Linked DNA regions of Homo sapiens: region 2 is linked to region 1. Evidence: read pairs that join two places in POLR2A ChIA-PET (ENCODE). Cell type or tissue: IMR-90. All regions are shown on one strand. Each heading gives the region's core, and the rest is flanking DNA. Links, peaks and the distances in the headings are about the cores only.

Region 1 (8,000 bases), core at 1-8,000:
CTAGTTCAGGAGTTCGGCGGGTTCCAGTTCTTAGCATCATGTAGGTCCTTTGCAGCTTGGCCTGGGAGCTTCTCAGTACCCATGCTGCACCACTGCGTTCTGGCCAGTGAGGGTCTGGACCAAGCCCCTGGGGGGACAGCTGTGGGAGCACTTCTGGAGGCTGGAGCAGCCCTTGAAGAGCACAGAGTTGCTTTTCTGGCCATTTTGGAGTGTAACAATTTGAAAAAGTAATATATGTTGTTATTAGAGATATTTGCCAGCAAATTTCACTGAAGTGGAAATATTTCTATGGAGAAATAAAGCTGCTCCATCTACTATTAGCCTCTGAAACACACTGAGTGCTACCTAGGGCTGTTTCCACCTGGATTTGGAACTTAGAACCAACAGTGACCTGTCCCCTTGGCTGAGTCCCTGCTCATTTTGTAATAAGTGTATTAACGCCTGCTCGTTGAATAGCATCAGGAAGACACTTCCAGAACACTGCATATTAAAGCATCCTGAACCCAGGCGGTCTAGAGGTCTGTGTTCTACAAAATCTGAAAGCCAAAATTATACTCCATTTGCAAGGCTGTGCTGAGAGGCCAAAAAGCCAGTTGCTTAATTTCTTGCTTTTGATGGGAGCACAGGGACTTTCTGCCTGATACGCTGTTGGGCCCTAGGGACATGTCCCGAGGCTGCCCCCAGTGGTGGCAGCTGGTGGACCTTTCCTGGCTCACTCAGGAACCAGGGACTTTGGTTTCCTGAGCTGGCTACAAACGCCCGCTGTGCTCTTTCCCTCCCGAGCCTCTACTGGCTGGGAAGGGAGGCCTGGCTGATGCTGCCCCTGAGCCCCTGGATCCGCACGCGGCTGGCCTGGGTGTGGCTGTCCGTTCTCCTGTGTGTCCCCTGCTGACTCTTGCTCCTCTCCCCTCCCAGTCAGAGCCGCGGGCCTGGTGTGGCGCTTCCTAAACAGTGATCAGCTCATGTTGCATAACAGCCTGTGCTTGAGTCTAAACTCTCTTCTTTCTCTCTTTCTTTCTTTTTCTTATAATCTGCTGGCCGAAGGCTGTTAAAAATATGGTTGGAATGGTGAGTACTACTTTAAGTAGCAACTGTTGTCAGGTGAGCCCCTCAACCCACCCACCCCCGAGTTCCCCTGGGCAGGCTCTGAGCTCGGGGTGCACGTGCTGTCAAACGGAGCCACACGGGCTGCGGCGCCCCCGCGGGTGCGCACTGCTGCTGGACTGGCGGCCCGTCCCCTTCTCTGCTCTGCCTCCCCTCTTCCTGCTCCGCCCTTCTTGCGTCCTTGATTTGACCTCCTGAGGTCCACCAGACAGCAGGGGCAGAACCAGCTTTCAGTGAGTGTCACTCTGTGAACCCACACACAGACCCCTGAGGAGAGGCCACAGACCCTGAAATCTGAAAGGAAATGGACACTTGAGTGGGTAATTCCTCGAGCTGTGAGGCTCTAAGATGTAACCGGGTTCCACTTCGCCATCCACCTCAAGGTCCTAAAGATGACTTAAGAAAGTGGGAGGTGGCCGGTCCCCTAACTCACCCCTTCTACTCTCCATGGCCTCTCCTGTGAGGCTCTCCCACGCCTGAGGGAAGACACAAGGCTGGAAGCAGAACCCGGCCCCGGCCCCAGGAGGCCACACAGCCTCTTGCCCCAATGCCCCATGAGCTTCCCACAGAGAGGACAGCAGGACAGTAGGTATGAATGCACCTGAAAAAGAATCTCAAATGCTACACTCATGAGAGGGTCATTAGCGATGCCAGTGACAGGTGACATAAGAATAATGGGTCGAGTCTTGAGGTGGGCTGGAGGGGAAGGAGACACAGGGTGCTCACGCTGTCCCCCCTTCCTCAGCTCCACCAGGTGCTGGTTCAGCTCCAGGCTGGCGAGAAGGAGCAGGACTTGGCATCAGCTCCCATTCAGGTCTCCATCAGCGTCCAGCTGTGGCGGCTCCCGGGATGCCACGAGTTCCTGGCAGCTCTAGGTAGGCAGAGAATCCTTGACTTAAATGGGTTCTTGAATTCCATCTTTTAAATCTCTGTTTTTCCTCCTGGTTTCTGTTGGGCAAAGTATCTCAGTGTCTTCTTAAAATATTATCTTAAAACAGTTAACTCAGGCTGGGTACAGTGGCTCACGCATGTAATCCTAGCACTTTGGGAGGCTGAGGGGGAGGAACACTTGAAGCCAGGTGTTTGAGTCCAGCCTGGGCAACACAGGGAGACCCCATCTCTACAAAAATTAAAAAAAATTAGCCGGGCATGGTGGTGCATGCCTGTAGTCTCAGTTACTCAGGAGGACTGAGGCAGAGGATCTCTCTTTTTCTTCCAAAAAAAAATTAACTTAGATTCCAGTGGTTTAGCAGGATTCCCAAATGGTACAAATGGCTTTGTGCCATTTCCTCTGCACTGTGATTTCATCTCTGTCATTTGTGCCCATTACCTTAACATGAACCTGCTAGACTCTAGTATTATTGGAGGTCAAGTGTTATTAGGAGCTAAAGAAAACTAAAATTAGAGTCATAAGATGATAATGGTTTCAGTGTTGTCCTCTGTCAACGGGTACTCAAAACTGGCAGGAAAACAGTACTATTGAAACCACCTCTGAGAGACCATGGGTACCTAGGACTGCACATAGCAGGGGCCTCAGTCAGTGCAGGACACTCGATTTCCCTTTTTTACCATTTGTAACGTGCAGGTGTGACTCCTGACATATTGCTGTGTACCTGTAATGGTGCATCTGTTGATAGAACACAAGAGGCTGTGAGCCACTCCCCTCCTGCCCCACTTAGGGGCCCAGTGACTGGCTCGGGAACCATTCACTCCACAGGTTTCTTTTGAACACCTGTTATGTGTCAGGCAATGTTCCAGGCACTGGAGATGCAGCAGTGAGCAAAAGACTAAATTCCTACCATCCTAGAGCTTGCACTCTACTGGGAGAACACGAACAAACCTAATACAGTGTCTAAGGGACGCCTTAGGAAGCCAGGGAGCACCATGGCAGGCAGAAGCAGATGGGTGGGAGCAGGGCCAGGACAGGCCCACAGAGACTGGGATGTTTGCAGGAGAAAGTGCCAGGCCGAGGGAACAGCCACGGAGGGGTCGGGGCGGGGTAGGGGGCAGGGCAGATCTGTGGGCTGTGATGCCAGGGAAGGCCTTTGGATTTTAAACTGAGAGAAGTGGACACCCTTGAGAAGATGGCACTGTCTGACCTCACTGTTACATGGATGAGCTGTCAGACATGGCCCGACAGAGAATCCTTAAAAATGCTTCTTTCCTGCCGGGTGCGGTGGCTCACTCCTGTAATCCCAGCACTTTGGGAGGCTGAGGTGGGTGGATCACCTGAGGTTGGGAGTTTGAGACCAGCCTGACCAACGTGGAGAAACCCCGTCTCTACTAAAAATACAAAAATTAGCCAGGCATGGAGGCGCATGCCTGTAGTCCCAGCTACTCAGGAGGCTGAGGCAGGAGAATCATTTGAACCCAGGAGGCGGAGGTTGCTGTGAGCCGAGATCGCGCCACTGTACTCCAGCCTGGGCGACAAGAGCAAAAAGCTCTGTCTCAAAAAAAAAAAAAAAAAAAAAGCAAGCTTCTTCTCGCTCGGGGTCCCACTGTCTAACCTGTTTTGTGGGTGACCTTCCCCGACCACCTCAGCTCAAGGCTGGCTCCTTGTGTTTTCAGACACGTCGTGTATTGTGAAGGTAAAGTGGGGAGCTACAGTGCCTCACAGGGGTTCTGAATCCCCTTGGATTAGAAGCTTGGCATCCTTTACAGGTTGCATTACTTGGTTTTTTATTTTTTTTTAACTTTTTTTGTAGAGATTGGGTTTCACCATTTTGCCCAAGATGGTCTTTTTAAACTCCTGGGTTCAAGCAACCCTCCCACACAGCCTCCCAAAGTGCTGGGATTCAGGTGTGAGCCACTGCTCCTGGCCTACATGCTTTTCTTCTGTGGGTTTAAAGCATCATTTTCCTGGTGTAAACATAGTAAATTTCTATGTAGGCAGCAGCAGATGGACGCTAGACTGAGAAGGGCTGGGTTCCCATCCGGGATGCTTCTCTTGTCACTTCTGTGAGAAGCCATAGGGCAAGCCTTGGGGGGCACTGCCACGAGTGAGTCAGCAAGAGGAAGCCACAACCACAACCTTTTTTTTTTTGGAGACAGGGTCTTACTCTATTACCCAGGCTGGGGTGCTGGAATGCAGTGGCGCGAGCTCAGCTCACTGCAATCTCCACCTCCCAAGTAGCTGGGACTTGAGGCATGCACCACCCACGCCCAGCTAATTTTTGTATTTTTTGTAGACACAGGGGTTCGCCATGTTACCCAGGCTGTTCTCCAGCTCCTGAGCTCAAGTGATCTGCCTGCCTCAGCCTCCCAAAGTGTTGGGATTATAGGCGTGAGCCACCGCACCTGGCCAAGACCTTGCTTTATAAAGGAAAAGCTCTCTTCCTCATGGAGCCTGAGGCTCCCTTTGGTGTGGGGGTGGTGGAGCCAGGCTTCCTCCCCTGCACACTCCCTGCTTTTGAGGTCCCTTTGCCAGATACATCAAGAATAGTACAGAAGGAAACCCAAAAACTCTTAACACAGGCTGTCTCTGGTGTTGGGATTATGGGGGACTTTAGTTGATGTTCCAGTTATTCTCTGTATTTTCCAAGAGCCACTGATACTCAAGGGGCGAGTCGGTCTGCATGCATTTGCAAGCTTTATGGCCTTTTGACATACAGCTCGGGGAGGAGAGTGGTGTCCGGTAGGCCTGTCATCTGGAGAGAGGTGGCTGGCTCGCTCCCAGGGCTCCAAGGCTCCAAGAAATGCCCCCTTTCCAGTCCTCAGCAATAAGCACACACCTTCACAACCCAGCATGGGCTGTCAGAGATGGAGAGGACTCAGTTCTGAGCAACCCCATTTAAATCATTTTGGTAAAAGTAGAGGTTTCTAATGGAAGCATTACATTGATACTATTCATTATTGGTTTTTAATGCTGAGTTCTCTGATTATGTCTTCCTGTTGCTTTCAGGGGCTGTTTACTTTCAAATTCAGAGGAAAATGTCCCATAGTGACCAGAATGCTCCTCTAGTGAACCTAATTCCTAAGGGAATGATAGTCTCCAGATCCCCGAATACAAGTCAAAAGGCTGGCTGCCTAGATAGAGAGACGGAGGGGTTTCTCCTTTGGTGAATGTGCTGTTGCTGAGTCACGACACATAGCATGCTGACAGTAACATCGTGTACTATGGGCCCCCTTACTTTAACACTGTGAGGTCAGAGGAGAGGGTGTGGCATCGTAGGTACCCAGCACTTTGCAGTGTTGTCAGGGGAGTTCAGTGATCTACCCAGTGCTCTCAATGCAGGGACCAGGGATTCTGAGTGAAGATTTTCAATGCTGAAGACTCTTCAGGCCCTAAATTCTTGCTTTGTGGTCCCTGTCTGTATTAGTCTGTTCTTACATTGGTATAAAGATACCATTCGAGACTGGGTAATTTATAAAGAAAGGAAGTTTAATTGACTCACAGTTCTGCATTGCTAGGGAGGCCTCAGGAAACTTACAATCATGGCGGAAGGCGAAGGAGAAGCAGGCACCTTCTTCACAAGGTGGCAGGAGAGACAGCACAGGAGAAATGCCAGACACTTATCAAACAACCAGATCTCGTGAGAACTCCCTCACTATCATGCGAACCAATCCAATCACCTCCCACCAGGTCCCTCCCTCGACATCCAGGGATTACAACTTGAGATGAGATTTGAGTGGGGACACAGAGCCAAACCATATCATCTGTGGCCATAGCATCTGCACTTGGCTTCTCCCCAGGGAGACATACTTGCAGGTGTCCCTGTAATGTCTCTTAATGTGTCTAAGTACCACGTCCACAGTTTGTTAGCCAGCCTCTTGCTCAGGAAGCTCCATGCCCTGTGTTACACCTGCTCTGAGTCTCATTAGAATCCTTAGAATTAGGGAGCAGCACCCCTGGGCTTTGGCAGAGGCAGAGAAGTCACTGCAGATCCCCCATTGTCAGCGATCATTTCAAAGCCCACGGGGGCAGACACTGAACATGCATGAAGGCATTGTCTTTGCCCTTGAGAAACTTCACCTCACCATGCACCAGCTTTAAATACTGCTGTCAATGCTGAATGGAGTGGCCAGTTTTTGTCCTGGACAGTCTTTATATAGACTGTACTTCTGTGAAAAAAAAATGGAAAAGAAAACATGTGAGTGAGCCTTACTGAGTTCTGGTCCATAGTGCTTTCCGTGAAGGGACAGAGGAGAGCCAGGCAGTGAGAGCCACACACACGCCAAATGGGGGCTGCGTAGAGTGGATGTTCTGGGTGGGGCAGCCCGACCCCTCTGCCACATGACCAACCTCTGTGCAGACATGGGGAAGCCCCAGGCCCAAATGCTTGCTGAAGGGCCTTGCAGGCATTCCATGAAGTTGCACAAGGAGCCCTATAGCGCTCATGTTCAAGATCTGGAATCTTCCCGAAGGAAGCAGATGCTTATATTCTTTGTTCCTCTAGGTTTTGATCTCTGTGAAGTTGGTCAGGAGGAAGTAATCCTGAAAACCGGGAAGCAAGCTAATCGACGGACTGTGCACTTCGCGCTCCAGTCCCTGCTGTCTCTGTTTGGTAAGAGCCTGCCCTCAGACCAGTTCTCCACCAGGGCCTGCCATGCTCTCCCTGGGGGCCGACACCAGCACATACATTTTGGGAAGCAGAAGAAAAGTGAATCAACATTTTTTGTGTATGTTTGTTAGGGAACAGTTAGGGACTATTCAGGAGCAGGAAACAAAAACTCCCTGCTCTCATGGAACTTGCAATGTATGAGGTGCTGGCACGTGCTCAAGCAGGGCAAGGGACTGGAAGTGAGAGGGTGGTGGCAGAGCAGACGGGAACGCGGCGACAGGTGTGCCTGTCCTCTGTGGGGCCACAGGGCCTGACCGGAGCGGACACTCAGGTCATGTGGGCCTGGGAGATTTCCAGGCCCTGGGGACACACCCAGCCCGACTGATGTTCTTAAGGGCCAAGCTGGCTACAGTGGGAAGAGCAAATGCTGGCTTGGAAGGTGGTTATGGTTTGCAGGTGGAACCAACGGAGTCTGCTGAAGGTCATGACAGATGGGTCAAAGTGGTATCCTGTTTTTTATTTGGAAGAACTGCCAAAATGGGATTGCCCTCTGCTGAGGTCAGGAAAGTGGCAGGAGGAATGGGCTTGAGTTCCATCTGGGACACATTCGGTTTGGGGATATCCATTAGGCATCCATGCAGGCAGCTGGTACGTGAGTTTGGAGTTCAGGGGAGAGGTTGGCATGGAGACAGAAACATGCATGGCATCACCCGGGGTGCATGCGGGTCGGAGGGGAAGAGGATTGTGTCCTGTGGGCATTCCAGGGTTCAGAGTGACAAGGATGAGGAGGGGCCTGTGGAGGAGGGGGTGGTGAGGGCAGGGTGTGTCTCTCTCACTGCAGAACTGAGCAATGGACTCTGGATTTGGCAGTGTGGACCTCATTGGTGACCTTTATAAGAATGATAGGGACTAAAACCTGAATGGACTAAGTTGAGAGAATGGGGGAGAGGCAGTGTGGAGAGCGAGTGTCGGTGATGCCAGAGGGACTTGCTGGGATGGAGCTGGAAAGGAGGGCAGGAGATGTCACAGACTGCTCACATGCCCCAGCTGAGCAAAGGGCCCCCACCCCAGGAGCACGGCCAGCCCTGCTCAGAGGAAGGCGGATACAGGGTCATGCTGCTTACCCTGACCCCGCATGTGACAGGGAGCAGAGTGGAGATGGGCCATGGTGGGTCTGGGGTGGGTGTGGCTGTGAGCTCTCCTAGAATGATTTTGTCCCTATGTTAGATTTACTTTTTCTAACAGGACCATGTTTTTGAGGATTGTAAGATTAATATGAGTAGCTCTTGCATAATTCTTTGCTAGCTTCTATGCATATAAAGATGTCGTAAATTTTGAAAGAAAAATCAAAACCATATAGAATTCTAACTGTCCTTGGGGCCCTTGTGTTTTGTG
Region 2 (10,081 bases), core at 2,082-10,081, 440 kb after region 1:
GAGGCTTGGCTGGGACACCCAGAGGGGAGTCATCCTGAAGCTGCAGGGGTGTACCGTTGGGGGATGCGGAGAAGCCACTGATCAGGCAAATGCGACACTCCCCAACATGGCTCCTGCTGGAAAAAGAGTAAACACAAAAGGAGCACAGCACTCTACGGTTTATAAAACCCTTTCCCTACCGTTGGTCCTGGGCTGTCACAACAACCAAGTGACCTCAGCCAAGAGGCACAGTGCACCTCATCCTCAGATGAGTCCAGTGAGGCTCAGACAGAGGCAGCAGCCTGCTCAGAGACACACGAATTGCCTGGGACCAAGGCCGCCACCTCCCAGCAAAGTGTTTTTTCTTGGGAGATCCTGGGTGCATGCAAAGCCAAGTATCAGACAGATCAGTTTCTAATCCCAGCTCTGTAACCTTGAGCAAGTTACTTCCCCTCTCTGTACCTCAATGTCCTCCTCTCTAAAATGAAAGTTATCGTGAGGGATTAAATGCAATGAGTGTGTCCCTGGAGCGGCCTCCCACTGGCCTCCCTGCCTCCCGCTGTCCTCCCCAAATGCCTTCCCCAGAGTAATTTTTCCAAACAGCAAGTCTGGCTGCCTCTCCTGTGTGTAAAACCCTCCAGTGGCCCCTGGGGTCTTCAGGACAAGAGCAGACTTGAGCACAGCTAGCCAGCACTGAGCCCAGTGAGCCAGGCCACACTCTCCCGCCTCACCTCTACCCTTCCAGTCATTCTCTTTGCAGATTCTCTCTCACCCCAGAAAGTGAGCCCAACCTTTGCACATGCTGTTCCTTCTGCCTGAGACTCCAGCTGTCTTCCCGATAGCCTGGTCAGCCCTTTGGATTTTTTGTTTTTTTTTTTTTTGAGATGAAGTCTTGCTCTCTCACCAGGCTGGAGTGCAGTGGTGCGATCTCAGCTCACTGCAAGCTCCACCACCTGGGTTCAAGCAATCCTCCTGCCTCAGCCTCCCAAGTAGCTGGGACTACAGGCGTGCACCCTCACGCCCAGCTAATTTTTTGTATTTTTAGTAGAGACGGGGATTCACGATGTTGGCCAGGATGGTCTTGATCTCTTGACCTCGTGATCCACCCGCCTCGGCCTTCCAAAGTGCTGGGATTACAGGCATGAGCTACTGTGTCCCGCCTGTTTTTTTTTTTTTTAACTCAGTTTTTGAATCAGCATCACATTCAGATGCATCGAAATTCACAAGGTACAGAAATGTATACACCGAAAACTGAAACTGCAAAGCTCTCTCCCATTTTTATTCTTCAGTCCGCCCAGGCCCCTCCTCACAGGCAAACCATGTGTTCAATTTATATGAATCCTTTCAGAGACATTTTATGCAAATATAAGGACATCTTAAAAAGATTATCCACCTGCTGCCTTTTACACAAAAATGTACAATACTCCCTGCATCTTTTCCCACTCACTGTAATTTGGAGCTCTTCCAGATCAGTAAATAAAGTGCTTCCTCATTCATTTTACAGAGCTGCATGGTATTCTGCTGCATGGACACAGCCTCATTTATTGATCTAGTCTCCTGTTGATGGGTATCTAGATTGTTTCTGGTGTTTCGCCATGACTTAAAATGCTTCATTGAATAATATTGTACATCTACCTGCATCTAGGGGAGAAACTATAGCATTCCTTCCTAGGCCTGAAATTACCAATTTATTATATTGCTAGATTGTATCTAATTATCCCCCATAGAGGATACCAATGGACACTTTCCCCAGCCGTGGACTGACTGATGGGTCAGTGTTTTTGAGGACTGTGAACAGTGGTCACCTCCCTCAGGAAGCCTTCCTAGACCTTCAAGCTAGCGCAGGAGCCTTGCCTGGGACCCCATCCCAGCGCCATGCATGTGGCACCCTGTATTGTAATGGACTATTTCTTTTTCTGTTCTTGTCATCGGACTGGCAGCTCCCCAAGACTTGAGACCTGAGACTTTGATTATTGGAGAGTCTTCTCAGTGCAGAGCTGAGGGCTGAGTAAATATCAGCTCCCTTTCAGCAAGCTCCCAGGGCTGGGGGCCCCAGGATGGGCAGCTTCTACTTACACCTCGTTCCCTCTGCCCCAGAGAGAGGGTCTTGGCCTCCGCCTTGACACCTGCAGGCCAGTCCATGTGTGTGGTGTTCCAGCACCGAGCCCCCTCTCCCAGCCTCTGGGGCCTCCACCTTCTCCCTTGAACAAATAATAATTGTTAGAAAAAGGCCTGTGGATAAATTATTATCGTGACCCTCATTCCAGTGCAACAAACTTTTCCTAGCTGCCAAGTGAAAAGTCAAAATTTGCATTTAAATAGAAAACGTTAGGCGGGCTGAACAGGGAGGCCAAGGCCCCCAGAGGCCTCTCTTGGGTGGGGAGCAGCAGCCCCCGAACCTCCTCAGGATCCTAGCAGCGGGGGAAACCTTCAGAGCCTGAGTTGAACCTGGTCCTTTCTGGGGTTCATGGTCTCCTTGGGGCCTATAAGTTCCGGTTTCTGCCACGGTTCCCCAAAGATCCTGCAGTCAGGCCAGATAGACCTCTTAGGTGCTCTCCCTCCATCACCCCTTGAACTTGTTTTCCTTTCTCGACCCACAGTGAGAAGGTAATCACAAACATTAAGAGCAGATAGAAACTTCACAGATCATGTTCAGAGCATAGTTTTAGAGTTAGATTGATGGGTCAGGGCTGGCTCTCTGCTATGTCGCTTAGCCTCTTCAAGCCTCAATTTCCCGATTCGTAAATGACAAATAACACCTTTTTTTTTTTTTTTTTTTTTTTTTTGAGACAGGGTTTCACTCTTGTTGCTCAGGCCGGAGTGTAGTGGCGCGATCTCGGCTCACTGCATGCTCCATCTCCTAGGTTCAAACGATTCTCCTGCCTCAGCCTCCTGAGTAGCTGGGATTACAGGCATGTGCCACTACACCTGGCTAATTTTTTGTATTTTTGGTAGAGACAGGGGTTTCACCATGTTGGCCAGGCTGGTCTCGAACTACTGACCTCAGGTGATCCACCTGCCTCAGCCTCCCAAAGTGCTGTGATTACAGGCGTGAGCCACCATGCCTGGCCAACACCTTTTTTTTTTTTTTTGAGACGGAGTCTCCCTCTGTTGCCTAGGCTGGAGTGCAGTGGCATGATCTCGGCTCACTGCAAGCTCTACCTTCCGGGTTCACGCCATTCTCCTGCCTCAGCCTCCTGAGTTGCTGGGACTACAGGTGCCCATCACCACACCCGGCTAATTTTTTGTATTTTTAGTAGAGACGGGGTTTCACCGTGTTAGTCAGGATGGTCTCGATTCCCTGACCTTGTGATCCACCTGCCTCGGCCTCCCAAAGTGCTGGGATTACAGGCGTGAGCCACTGCGCCCAGCAGGCCAACACCGTTTTATAATTTATGTGTGTGTGTATATATATATATATATATGATGTATAATCATATCATAAGTTACTACATTAACTTATTAACATTAACATGACATGACATGACATTAACATTACAATACATATTTATTATATAATAATACTCATTATTAATTATAATTTACTATAGTTAATAAATGCAGTTATTTCAGTTTGTTAGTCCAGTTCTTTTTTTTTTTGAGATGGAGTCTTGTCTGTTGCCAGGCTAGAGTGCAGTGGCGTATCTCTGCTCACTGCAACCTGCGCCTCCTGGGTTCAAGCGATTCTTGTGCCTCAGCCTCCTGAGTAGCTGGGACTACAGGCGCGTGCCACCACATCCAGCTAATTTTTGTATTTTCAGTAGAGACAGGGTTTCACCATGTTGGCCAGGATGGTCTCAATTTCCTGACCTCGTGATCTCCCCACCTCGGCCACCCAAAGTGCTGGTATTACAGGCGTGAGCCACTGTGCCCGGCCCGTGTTTCATTTCTACCTGGGTCACCGTGGACGCACCAGCTTCTCTGAGCGTCAGCTTCCTCCCTGCAAAGTGGGAAGGCTGGTGATGATCTCAGCATGTCCAGAGTCCAGCTCGGTGGTGTGCATCAGTGCTCAGTGAAAGCTCATGACCAGCTTACAGCCATTTGGTTCTCATATGCATAAGAAGATAAAGACTTCTTATTCAATTCAGCAGTTGTATCTTGAGCTCTAACTCTGTGCCCATTGCTGGTATACAGCCTTCTTTCTTAGATGTGATCAAAAGCATCCCTAGGAGGGCAGGGACACTGTCTGCATCGCAACTGTTGCATCCTGATATGGTTTTGCTGTGTCCCCATCTAAATCTCATCGTGAATTGTAGTTCCCATAATCCCCACATGTCGTGGGAGAGACCAGGTGGAGATAATTGAATCATGGGGCGGTTTCCCCCATCCTGTTCTCGTGATAGTGAGTGAGTTCTCACGAGATCTGATGGTTTTATAAGGGGCATTTCCCCTTTTGCTCGGCACTTCTCCTTGCTGCCACCACGTGAAGAGGGATGTGTCTGCTTTCCCTTCCCCCAGGATTGTAAGTTACCTGAGGCCTCCCCAGCCGGGCAGAACTGTGAGTCAGTTAAACCTCTTTCCTTTATAAATTAGCCACTCTCTAATATGTCTTTATTAGCAGTGTGAGAATGGACTAATGTACACCCACACTGCCCAGCACATAGTAGGTGCTTAATAAATATTTGTGTCTAAAAGTTGTGAATAAAAGTTGCTTTTTCTTCAGCCTCCAGGACAATGCATGGCAAATAGTAGGTGCTCAATAAAACTTGGCTGGAGGAGGGAGTGTAGGTACAGAGGAAATATATGGCTAGAGTTCTGAGTGGCTTGATCAGAATAGGCATTTGGAGCCACATGGATCTCACATGGGACCCTTCTCCTCTGTTGACACATGTTGGCCATTGCCCTACTATGTGGTCACTCTGTTGGTCTCCCAACAAAAAGCTGGGCTGAAATTCTCTAGGTGAGAGGGAACAGCAGAGGCCTCTGTACTTAGGGCTTGTGGTGCTGGGGAAAAACAGGATCTGAGTGGGAGAACTTGCACCTGACAAGGGTGGCCAGTGCCCTTGCTGGACATGTAGGTACTGCAGAAGGGGAAGAGGGGCTGAGTGCTGGAAAGATCACCAGCATCTTCCCAGAGGAGGGGACCTCTGAGATGTGCTGGCTCAGGCTCAGGACAAGGTCAAAGGCAACCATTTGTCCAGTGAATTGGGGGTCTGGGGAGGATGCCAAAACTAGGTTGCAATATGAACACGGGAGACAGGAGGTTGGAGGGTGGGGCTGCCAGGGGCTGGGGCTCCTGAACGCTGCACACACCATCAGTCTGTTATGAAGGAGCTGATGTGGGCTACACAGAAATCTAACTCATAGCAGAATGTTCATCAGACTGCTCCTCCTGCTCTGCTCCTATCTGCCAGCCTTTCCACTACTCTCTCTCCTCTCTCAGATTTCACAGCACTGGGGAGATGGATCTGTCATTATCATGCCTTCTAAGTGCTGTGTACTGAGCTACTCATTTTCCACAAGCGGAGACTCTAGCAAGCACGTCCCCAAACTACAGCAGTGGTTTATTGCACGTCCCTTGAGCCCCCCAGGTTTATACAATCATCCCATTTTAAATCCCAGCGATTGAACCAAACAGGTGTTCTTATTCCCACGTTACAGCCGAGGAAATGGATTCTCAGAGGGGTCAAGAAATCAGCTCAGGACCACGCAGCCAGGAAGCAGTGGAGTGGGATCTCAAGCACTGTGTCTGTCAGATTTTTAAACATGTATTTTTAGGGAAAACATGTCTATGTAATTTTTTTTAACATAATTAAAATGGAAGGAATCAAATATACAGTGATACATATTATTGAGAAACGTGGAGTTAAGAAATGGGTGAAAGTGTGGAAAATAGCTGCCTCTGGGAAGCAACATGGGGAGGGAGGGAGTGGGGGGTGGGGTGGGGACCCCTCATTTAGTTTACAAGCCTTACAGTGCTACTGGATTTTGTTTTTAACTATGAGCCTGCATTCCTTTTTTTTTTTTCTTTTCTTTTCTTTTTTTTTTTTTTTTTTTTTGAGATGAAGTTTCACTCTTGTCACCCAGGCTGGAGTGCAGTGGTGTGATCTCAGCTCACTGCAAACTCCACCTCCCAGGTTCAAGCAATTCTCCCGCCTCAGCCTCCCAAATAGCTGGGACTACAGGCATGCACCACCATGCCCGGCTAATTTTTGTATTTTTAGTAGAGACGGGGTTTCACCATGTTGGCCAGGCTGGTCTTGATCTCCTGACCTCGCAATCCATCCACCTCGGCCTCCCAAAGTGCTGGGATAACAGGCGTGAGCCACCGAGCCTGGCCGCCTGCATTCCTTTTACAGAAAATAAAAGATTAATTATAAAAAGTGACAATTTCCCATAAAAGACTACCTAAACCGTCTTCAAGGTCCTCAGGGGGAAAGGAAGCTCTCAGCAGCTCAGGTCCCACCCCAGCCCATGGAGGTCAGATTTCTAATTTTTAAGGTTGCACGGCATCCCTCCAGCCTGGCCACATCTTGTCCCCAATAATAGACATGGTGGTTGTTTCCACATTTGCAAGAAGCAGCCAGGCTGAGAGCTAGCACGGATTCTCAGCCTCCCTGGTACCGACTCTGGGCTCATCTGACCTTATACTTGGTGGGACCCCCTAAGGGCAGAGGCTGGGCCCCACCCGCTTTCTACTCCTGGTACCCAGCTCCTGCCCTACCACAGTGACCTTCCTCCACAGCAGGACTGACCAGGCAGACCAGAGCCTGTCCTTGGTCTCTCTGGTTGAATTAGAGGAGACAGAGAATTGCCCAGATAAACTTCCCTAATTACAGTCAGTAATCGGTCCTCTGAAGGAGATCGCCTGTGCTGAGAGTTGGCAACAGGGAGGGCTTCCTGGAGGAAGTGACATTTGTGTTGACCTCTGAGGGCATGGAGAGGCATGAAGCCAGCCAAGGTGCTGGGAACAGATGTCTAAGTCAAGGGAACAGCATGGATGAGGGCCATAAGAAGGGAAGAGGTTGGTTGTCCAAGGAACCACCTGGACACCAGTGTGGCTGGACACATGGGAGGAGGGGAGCAGGGAGAAGGGAAGATGAAGGAGGAGGGAAGGGAGGAGGGAAGAAGAGGCAGGGAGGGGAGGAGGCAGGGAAGAAAGAGGAAGGGAGGAAGGAGGAGAGGTGGGGAGCGGGAAAGAGAGATATAGGGAAGAGGGAGACAGGGAGGAGGGAGCAGAGAAACAGGGAGGAGGGAGGAAGAAGGAAGGGAGGGCCGGGCCAGGATTCCCCAGGGGACCTTGTCTCAGCAGGATGAGATCAGTGCTCAGGGCTGCCAGGAGGCCTTGGTCCTGGGACACCTTACCTGGGAGAAGAGCTGGAAGCTCTGAGGGCTGGAGTCCCCTCAGTGGGCAAGAGGAGGTGCTCCCTAGGCTGGACAGGCCTAAGAGAGACACCCCAATGAGCTAAGCCCCACGGAAAGGTTAACCAGGTTCCCGCTTCCCTCACTAGAGTCCCTTTACACATTTACAATGTACCAGTCAAACCAATTAGCCATAAAATGTTGTAGGGACTGCATTTTATTGGATTCTGTTCAACTCAGAATTGGTTAAATAATGTCTGCTAAGAAAAATAAAAGCACCACACAAGACCCTCCAGGTGGGGGTCCCTGGAGGCCTGTGGTGCAGCTGGGGAAATGGGTTGGACCTGGGCTGGGAAAGGTTGTGCTGAACTTCTGTAAGGACATCTCTGCCCACAAAAAGTGGGGGTGGTGGTCCTCACAGATCTTTGAGCCCCCCGTGGGTCTCAACCTTATCAGGTCATTCGAATCCCTGGGGAACTTTTGAAACCGACAGCATGAATGCCTGGGCTGCCACCCAGAGCGGTTGCATCTGAACTATGGAGCAGAGCACCATTCACCTCTCCAAGTCCTCCCAAGGGGATCTGCTGTGCAGCTGGGGCTGGCTCTACTCCAGTGTCTCTACTGGGGGTGATGTTGTCTCTGCACCCAGAGGAGGTTTGGCAATGTCTAGAGATGTTGTTGGTTGTTACAACTGGAGGGGGCGGCTGCTGGGATGCAGTGGGTAGAGGCCAGGGATGCTGCTTGACATCCTGCAATGGACAGGACGGCTCCCCAACAGGAACCCTCCAAGCTCAAGCATTAGTAGTGCTGAGGCTGAGAGACCTTGAACTGGTCTAATCTACCTGTTTGACAGATGAGGAAACTGAGGTTCAGACCGGTCAGTGGGGTGTATCTGGGGTCACACAGAGCCTGGCAAGCAGGGCTCATGAATGTCCATCCCTGGGTGGTGTACCTGACACTGCTAAATGCTCAGGGTTAGAGATTGTTCTGTTAGATTCTGCAGGCCAAGGTGATCAAGTGACTTTGACGGACATAGCCTGACCCAGGCTGGGGTGAGTCTGAGGGTCTGAGGACTGTACCACTTCTATACGTTGTTCATCTTCCCCTGAGGAAACTCCAGACAGAGCCCATTCCTCTAGCAGGCTTGACCCCAAAAAATGGTTCCACAGAGGGCAAGAGAGGCCTGTTTTGATGTTGCAGAGGGCACAGGCCTGAAGAGGTTTCAACCCCATGCCTTTGGTCATGGACTGCCGAGGGACCATCCATTTGGCCATTTGTGCATCCTGTGGGGGTAATCTGAGCCGTGTGCAGGGCTGGGGGACCAGGCTAATTGCAGGCTTGGAGAAAGCCACATTGAGCAGTGACGGCGGGCAGTCGGGCAGGCGTCTGGGGCCGGGATGGTACCTGATTAGCTAAATTGCCAGCACCTGCTTGCTTTTATTGCAAACATAAACACGGCCGTGCAGACAATCGCCAGCGAGCCTAATGTTTTCCGCGTTTGCCACATCTGCAAGGTCCAGGGTCGGGCAGGGGGAGGCTCAGGCCTCAGCAGAATGGGAAGACAGAGAGAACTGGGTGAAAAGGCGCTGGATTAGGCACTGGAGGAGGGAATTCACACTTGGTGAGAGGACACTTCTGTGGCAGGCACGGCGCGAGGCCTTTCTATCCCCGTGCAAAGACATCTGACCCTCAAAGCCTTCCTGCGAAAATAGTATCACTTTTCTTTTTGGGACTCAGAAAAGTTAAGCGATGTCCTCTGAGTGATGTAGCCAGGAAGCAGCTGATACAGAATTTGTATTCGGGTCTTTCCGTTTCCAAAGCCCCTATTCTTTTTACTAACTGGAGATAGGGAGTCCTGGGGGTTCCTATTGTGATTTATTTAACTTTGCATCTGCAGCACCAAGCAATTAGCCAGTGATTGCGTGTGTGTTCAGGAAAAGAAACACTATTTCTAGTCTTCCCAGTAATTTGCTAGGCGACCGCAAATTTGCCATTTCTTCTTTCTGTGCCTCAGTTTCTATATCTGTAAAGTGGTCATCTAGTTGCCTATCTTCTGCTTTCTGAACTGCGGGACAAGGAGCATGGTGTGTGGGAGCTTAGCCTGCAAAGTTGTCTGAGATCAAGTCCAGCACTGGCTGCCATCACCCACTGAGGCTCCTCCGTGCTTCATGGAACAGTGTCGGCTGTCACGTCGGTCGCGTGATCCCAGGATGAGTCCGAGGCCTGCAGGACCCCACCACGGCTAAGGCAATATTGACTTCAGCCCTCTCTCAGCAATTGGCTGACAAGACAAACGGCCAAGGAAACCATTTCAAATTAACTCCGTCTCCATTACAGGCGCTTTTATTAAGATAAACTATTTGGAGGATGTTTACAGGAGAGAGCCCTTTGGAGCTGGCCAGAAGGTCAGAGGGAAAGTCGGACCGGACTGCACAATTGTCATTTGCAGGCGAGCGGCACTTCTCTCAGATTCAAATGTGCGTCTCTCCCAGTCAGTGACAGATGCTTCAAGCCTGTGACATGCTTTGTCAGAATTTCATTTGTCCGAGCAAGCTTCAGCCTCGTTCTTGGCAGATGCCAACGATAGGGGAGCGTGTGCGTTTAAATTCCCTTCTGCAGTCCTTGGAAATGAAGTGCGGGTATTTCTCCATCAGTGCAGAGGAAATTGCCAAATGTGTCCTAGAGCCCAGGAGAAGGGCAAATTTTCATTCATTCATTCATTCATTCACTCACTCATTCATCGCTCCCCTTGCTGATTATAGTAACTGGTTTATTAAATAGTTCTTGTTGTCATTTAGTC

What was found. ChIA-PET counts read pairs that join two places held together with the same protein. Peaks named below come from ENCODE experiments on the same cell type or tissue, not always from the same donor. Only the 100,000 strongest peaks of a DNase experiment are listed, where the experiment ranks them.
Region 2: POLR2A ChIA-PET joins it to region 1 with 15 read pairs; 2 of 35 experiments call an interaction of 5 or more read pairs at or near these places.

The regions. Positions count from the first base shown.
Region 1 is chr22:27,983,857-27,991,856 of GRCh38, reverse strand. It overlaps TTC28 (tetratricopeptide repeat domain 28), which reads left to right. Exons shown (of 23, transcript NM_001145418.2): 20 at 1,045-1,068; 21 at 1,850-1,979; 22 at 6,501-6,608. The region is part of intron 2 of TTC28-AS1 (TTC28 antisense RNA 1); the gene reads right to left. Among named protein-coding and RNA genes, the nearest start is that of MIR3199-1, 67 kb to the right of the region's middle. In IMR-90, for the core only: a CTCF peak has its summit at 679; a DNase peak (open chromatin) is centred at 4,126; H3K27ac peaks cover 601 bases.
Region 2 is chr22:27,540,615-27,550,695 of GRCh38, reverse strand. The region is part of intron 1 of LOC105372981 (a long non-coding RNA gene); the gene reads left to right. Among named protein-coding and RNA genes, the nearest start is that of CPMER, 170 kb to the left of the region's middle. RefSeq lists enhancers at 8,134-8,634, 8,635-9,135. In IMR-90, for the core only: no CTCF peak of the experiment used is centred there; no DNase peak of the experiment used is centred there; H3K27me3 peaks cover 4,580 bases.